Linked DNA regions of Homo sapiens: region 1 is linked to region 2. Evidence: read pairs that join two places in POLR2A ChIA-PET (ENCODE). Cell type or tissue: HCT116. All regions are shown on one strand. Links, peaks and the distances in the headings refer to the core of each region. The heading gives the core; the rest is flanking DNA.

Region 1 (2,901 bases), core at 201-2,700, 130 kb after region 2:
GAGGGTGGATCACCTGAGGTCAGGAGTTCAAGACCAGCCTGGCCAACGTATCGAAATTCTGTTTGTATTAAAAATACAAAAATCAGCTGGGTGTGGTGGCACACACCTATAATCCCAGCTACTTGAGAAGCTGAGGCAAGAGAATCGCTTGAACCCAGGAGGCAGATGCTGCAGTGAGCTGAGATTGCACCACTGCACTCCAGCCTGGATGACAGAGCCAGGATGGTCTTGTTCTCCTGACCTCGTGATCTGCCAGCCTCAGCCTCCCAAAGTGCTGGGATTACAGGTGTGAGCCACTGCTCCCAGCAGTTTTTTTTTTTGTTTTTTTTTTTTTGAGACAGGGTCTTGCTCTGTCATCCAGGCTGGAGTGCAGTGGCTCAATCACAGCTGACTGCAACCTCAATCTCCCCAGGTTCAAGTGATCCTCCCACCTCACCCTTCTGAGTAGCTGGGTTACTACAAGCGTGTGCCACCAGGACAGGCTAATTTTTTGTATCTTTTGTTGTGGGATTTTGCCATGTTGCCCAGGCTGGTTTTGGACTCCTGGGCTCAAGCGATCTGCCTGCCTAAGGCTCCCAAAGTGTTGGGATTACAGGTGTGAGCCATCATGCCCTCACTGTCACTATTTTCCTTTTTTTTTTTTTTTATTTTTTGTGGCCATCCTACTGGATGTGAAGTGATATCTCACTGTTATTTTGATTTGCACTTCCCTAATGATCCCCTGATGATGTTGAGTATCTTTTTCATCTCCCGGTTGGCCATGTGTATATCTGCTTGGGAGAAAATAAAGTCCTTTGCTCATTTTTAAATTGGGTTCTTTTTGTTGTTGATTTGTAGGCGTTCTTTACATATTGTGGATACTAGATCCTTATCAGACATAATTTTGTGGGGTTTGGGGTTTTTTTGTTTGTTTTTGAGATAGGGTCTCACTGTGTCACCCAGACTAGAGTGCAGTGGCTCAATCACAGCTCACTGCAGTCTCAAACCTCAAACTCCTATCAAGAGATCCTTTCTCCTCAGCCTCCTGAGTAGCTGGGACCACAGGCAGGCCACCACCATGCTCAGCTAATAAAAAAAAAATTGGGGCCAGGCATGCTGGCTCACACATGTAATCCCAGCACCTTGGGAGGCTGAGGCGGGCAGATCACGAGGTCAGGAGATTGAGACCATCCTGGCTAACACGGTGAAACCCCGTCTCTACTAAAAAATATGAAAAGATTAGCTAGGTGTGGTGGTGGGCACTTGTAGTACCAGCTGCTGGGGAGGCTGAGGCAGGAGAATGGCATGAACCCGGGAGGTGGAGCTTGCAGTGAGCTGAGATCACACCACTGCACTCCAGCCTAGGTGACAGAGCAAGACCCCATGTCAAAAAAAAAAAAAAAAAAATTGGCTGGGTGCGGTGGCTCACGTCTGTAATCCCAGCACTTTGGGAGGCCAAGGCAAGCAAATCACCTGCGGTTGGGAGTTCAAGATCAGCCCGAGCAACATGGAGAAACCCCGCCTCTACTAAAAATACAAAATTAGCTAGGTGTGGTGGCGCATGCCTGTAATCCCAGCTACTCGGGAGGCTGAGGCAAGACAATCGCTTGAACCCAGGAGGCGGAGGTTGTGGTGTGAGCCAAGATCACACCATTGGACTCCAGCTTGGGCAACAGAGGGAAACTGCGTTTCAAAAAAAAAAATTTGTAGAGACAAGGTCTTGCCAAGTTGCCCAGGGAACCTGCACTGGGCAGTTCCGGAAGAGCTGCAGCTTTCAACGCTTCGAGAGTGCGTGACTGTCCCTGGTCCCCATGCCCTGGCCAGTGCTCAGAACTACCCATCTCCTGATTTCTGCTCATCTGATAGCCACAAACTGGCATCTAATTTGTTTTAATGTGCATTTGCTGATGCCCAGTGTCCATGAGCATCTCACAGTTTGTCCTGTAAGTGCAATGCTTCACAGGACAAAGAGAATTTCTATCTTTTGCAGGTATCAGAGTCGCTGAGAAGAGTCATGCTGTGATGTGAGGTCACAGAACAAGGTAGGGTGGGAGCCTGGAGCTCAGTAAGCTCTCTGCAATTTATGTTTGCCTCCACCCCGACCCCCACCAAGCTTGAGCCTCCTCTCCCCCATCCCCATATGGGAGGGGGAGCTAGGAAGCACCACCACCTCTGCTTGAGTAAAATCTCTTCCAACAGCAGAACGATCCCTTGACCCGACTTAACATGAAATAGTTCCAAATCTCTTTTCAACTGGTAGAGATCTTCCTTCCCTGTCCCAACCTCCAAATGACTTCTGCAGCTGTAAGCAGTTCAGAGGAGCTATGCATTGGACTCCCAATCCCATCTACAGAGGCTCTCCCCTGGCACCTGCGGGGAGAAAAGCTGAAGTACAAAGGGCACTGGCTGAGCCTCTTACACCAGGTGAGGCCCTCGTTATTGGTAGATACTGAGTTCCAGGATTCAGTAACTAGCCAACTCCATGACTGCTGCGCTCTTTACACAAAGTAAAACTATCTCATATCACACGTCCACCTGAGGGCTGGGGGGAAACTAAGGCAGGCCCCTGCTGATTCAGGTGGTTATTTTATGCCAAATATTTACCCAAGATGTCAAGTCATCTAGTTTTTCCTAAATAATGGAAAAAGCCGTCTCAGGACTTCCCTCCCAGCCTGCTTATGATGTTGCTTCAGTTATCTCCAACACCCAAACCCACTAGGCTGCCTTGTTCTTGCACTTTCGATTTGGAAGAAATCGAACTGCTCAGTTTATTGTTAAGCCGTTTTCTCACCAGCCCACGAAGCCAAGCTGAGCAGCACCCACCGCCCCCACCCCCAAGACTACCCAATACTTCCAGGTTGGTCTGTCTTTCCCAGCCCACTTGCTACTTCCCCAAACAGGAGCCATTCATTGGTTACGGCA
Region 2 (2,901 bases), core at 115-2,614:
ATCTGGGCTCATGGTGTGTGGGCGGCTACACATCAGGGTTCAGCATGTATGTTGAGGGGTCTGCCTTGGCCCCTCTATTCCTGGGCCCAAGCAGATGGGGTAGCAGGTGGGGAGGGGTCTCAGTTGTCTGGGTGGGCTTTCTGGCCCACCCCACTCTCCCCCTCACCCAGGATGGGGCGTCCTGCTGGGTCAGGGAGTCTCAGGGCTCCCAGGCAGTCTGAACGCTGGAACTTGGGCATCACTGCACTGGGTCCCCTCCCCAGGGTGCAGCAGGCCCTACATCATAGGGCACACCCACCCTACCTCCCCTTCAATCCCACTCAGTCAGGCCAGGCCCTGCCCAGGCCCCTTGGGGCTGCAGTTTCTCAGGGAACAGCACTGCCCAGAGCGCCTCCCCTACGGCAGCCACTGCCCACCCCGCCCTAGGCATCCCTCTCTGCGGCCCCGCAGGGGCATGAGAGTGGCAGCATGGCGGCAGGCTCCCTGTGCAGTGTGCTTCCTGCCAGGGAACTCGTCAGCCTCCTGCTGGTGTCACACATCCCTGACCCTCCCTCAGGGTCCTCCCAGGTTTCCCAGGCCCGGGGCAGGGGGCAGAGCAGCAGGAGACAGGAGTGGTGATCCACCAGGCAAGGGGCTGGGCTGGTGAAGGCATCCTCTGGGATCCCTGGCCAGGCTGGGGCCAGGAATGGGAGAGGCTCGGGGGGATGCTGGGGCAGAGCCCAGGAGCTGGAGGGGAAGCAGGCGGGGAGAGAGCAGAGCCCCGCTGAAGGGAGCCACAGTGAGCCCTGGGCACAGGTGGGACAGGCCTCGAGTCCTCCTTGGCCAGGAGACTCCCAGGAAGGATGGCACGAAGGCAGGGGTGGGCCGCCAGGAGCCTGCGGAGCCCGTCCACATCTGCCAGGCACCGCCTGTACGACAGGCCAGCTCCCAGCGTGGTTGAGGTCCCAGGTCCCTCCGGCGCCCAGCAATGCCCGGGTCCCAGACAGGACAAGTTCCTGCCTCCCTCTTACCAGCAGGACCTGCCGGGCATCTGAGCTGCCTGGGGTGTCACAGGTGAGCCAGCAGTGGCGGGTGGGAAGTGACGTGTCATGGGTGAACAGCAGTGGAGGGTGGAGCTGTTGAGCCAGTCCTGGGCGGCGTATGGCTGGATAGGAGGTGTCCCAGGCCACACTTCGAAAAGGACAAATGGACTAGGTCGCTGCCCTGGACCCATAACATGCACCTGGCTGTGCCCCCCGCTCCCCCCACACCCCGCTCCCTACCCCTCCACCCCCTGCTCCCCCCCACTCCCCACACCCACACCCCTCCGCTCCCCCCCCGCCTCCCCTCACATCCTCCCCACTAGCCCCCATCCCCCTGGCTCCCCCCCCCGCTCCCCCCACCCCCACCGCTGCCTCCCATCCTCCCGCTCCACTCCCCCGCTCCCCCCACTCTCCCATCCCCCCCGCTCTCCCCCCACTCCCACTACTCCCCACCCCCACTCCCCACCCGCCCTGCCCCAGGCAAGCCTCAGGGGTGGTGGCTGTTGACTGCAGGAGCAGAGCCAGAACAGCTGGCGGAGACCAAACCTGGTCATCCTTCACAGGCTGTGTGGCCATGGGCAAGTCACTCTACCTCTCTGGGTCCCGGTCTCCACATTTTCAGAGTGAGGGCAGTTTCTCTGTGCCCTGAAAGTGGCTGGGAGTCTAGGCCAGGTGACAGCTCAGGGCAAGTTCTCAAGGGCCCCAGAAGCATCTGGGGTGCAGGGGAGGTTCCAGGATCCCCAGTTCCCACCTTTAAATGAGGTGACTCGAGACCCTCTGAGATGAAGGGACCCTGAACGTTGATCATTTTGACCTCCCATCTCTAGGAGCATGTCCAGAGTCTGCCATTCCTTCCAGAAAGGAAAAAGGAGAACTCACATCAAGATCTCCCTTGTTTAGCCAGGGAGGTGGGAGTGGGGCCGGGGGGCAGCCAGGAAACATGAGCACGTTCGTCATGGAGGGCAGGGGCTGCACGGGCGGCCAGGCAGTGTGAGCCCATGGTCAGCACCAGCGGCGAGCTGTCATCTCCCTGTGCCTCAGTTCCCTTCCCTGTAAAACAGAACTCTGCACCGCCCCCGACCCCATGCCAAGGTGCTGGGCAAAGCTGCAAAGGTGCTGGTGCCCGGCCACCCTCAGTCAAGGCGGCAAGAACCCCTCGGTGAGTGGACGTGGCCCCACAGGGATGTAGAGGATGAGGCAGAACCCAGGGCTCCCCGAGTTCCAAGTCCACGCTCCCCTGCACACGGGCCCACCGCCGCCCTTTCCAGAGAGAAAAAGAAATTTCTGTCTAAAGTCAGTCAGAACACCCCCAGACTCCACACTGGTGACGTCCGAATCCCCCCGGACACCGGTGTGGCCTCAGTCCTTCCTCCCAGCTGGTTCGCTCAGCTCTTGCTCCCTGCCAGCCCCCAGGTCCTGGTCCTTCTGCCACAGGCTAGCAGGCACCCCACAGCCCGATGGCGGCTCAGATGGAGACTGCGGTACTGGATATCCTGGGGGTAACATCACAGCCACACCCTCCGCCAGGCTGGGGACAGCTGCCCATGGGCCGGGCCAGGCCAGTGCTGGGATTATGTCTGGGGCCACCCAACAAAAGACCACAAATGGGGCAGCTGCAAACAACAGAAGTCTATTTTCTCCGAGTCCTGGTGGCCGGAACCAAAATCAAGCTATCGGCAGGACTGTCCTCTCTCTGCAGGCTGCAGGGGAGGTTCTTCCCGCCTCTTCTGGCATTTGGTGGCCCCAGGTGTCCCGTGGACGTGGCCGTGTCATTCCCATCTCTGCCTCATCTTCACGTGGCCTCTGTCGCCTCCCTCTCAAATCTCCCCCGACCTCTGTCTTCTAAGGGCCTTTGTCTCTGGACAAAGACCCTTTTCCC

The links. Peaks named below come from ENCODE experiments on the same cell type or tissue, not always from the same donor. Only the 100,000 strongest peaks of a DNase experiment are listed, where the experiment ranks them.
Region 1: POLR2A ChIA-PET joins it to region 2 with 5 read pairs; 25 of 35 experiments call an interaction of 5 or more read pairs at or near these places.

What each region holds. Positions count from the first base shown.
Region 1 is chr17:81,507,082-81,509,982 of GRCh38, forward strand. ACTG1 (actin gamma 1) reads right to left here. Exons shown (of 6, transcript NM_001614.5): 6 at 2,890-2,901. Among named protein-coding and RNA genes, the nearest start is that of ACTG1, 4.3 kb to the right of the region's middle. In HCT116, for the core only: no CTCF peak of the experiment used is centred there; DNase peaks (open chromatin) are centred at 460, 840 and 1,750; H3K4me3 peaks cover 349 bases; H3K27ac peaks cover 1,195 bases.
Region 2 is chr17:81,378,712-81,381,612 of GRCh38, forward strand. LINC03048 (long intergenic non-protein coding RNA 3048) reads right to left here. Exons shown (of 4, transcript NR_164137.1): 2 at 1,774-1,873; 3 at 1,011-1,170. Among named protein-coding and RNA genes, the nearest start is that of LINC03048, 5.2 kb to the right of the region's middle. RefSeq lists enhancers at 174-773, 774-1,373. In HCT116, for the core only: a CTCF peak has its summit at 1,062; a DNase peak (open chromatin) is centred at 1,090; H3K4me3 peaks cover 1,125 bases; H3K27ac peaks cover 1,070 bases.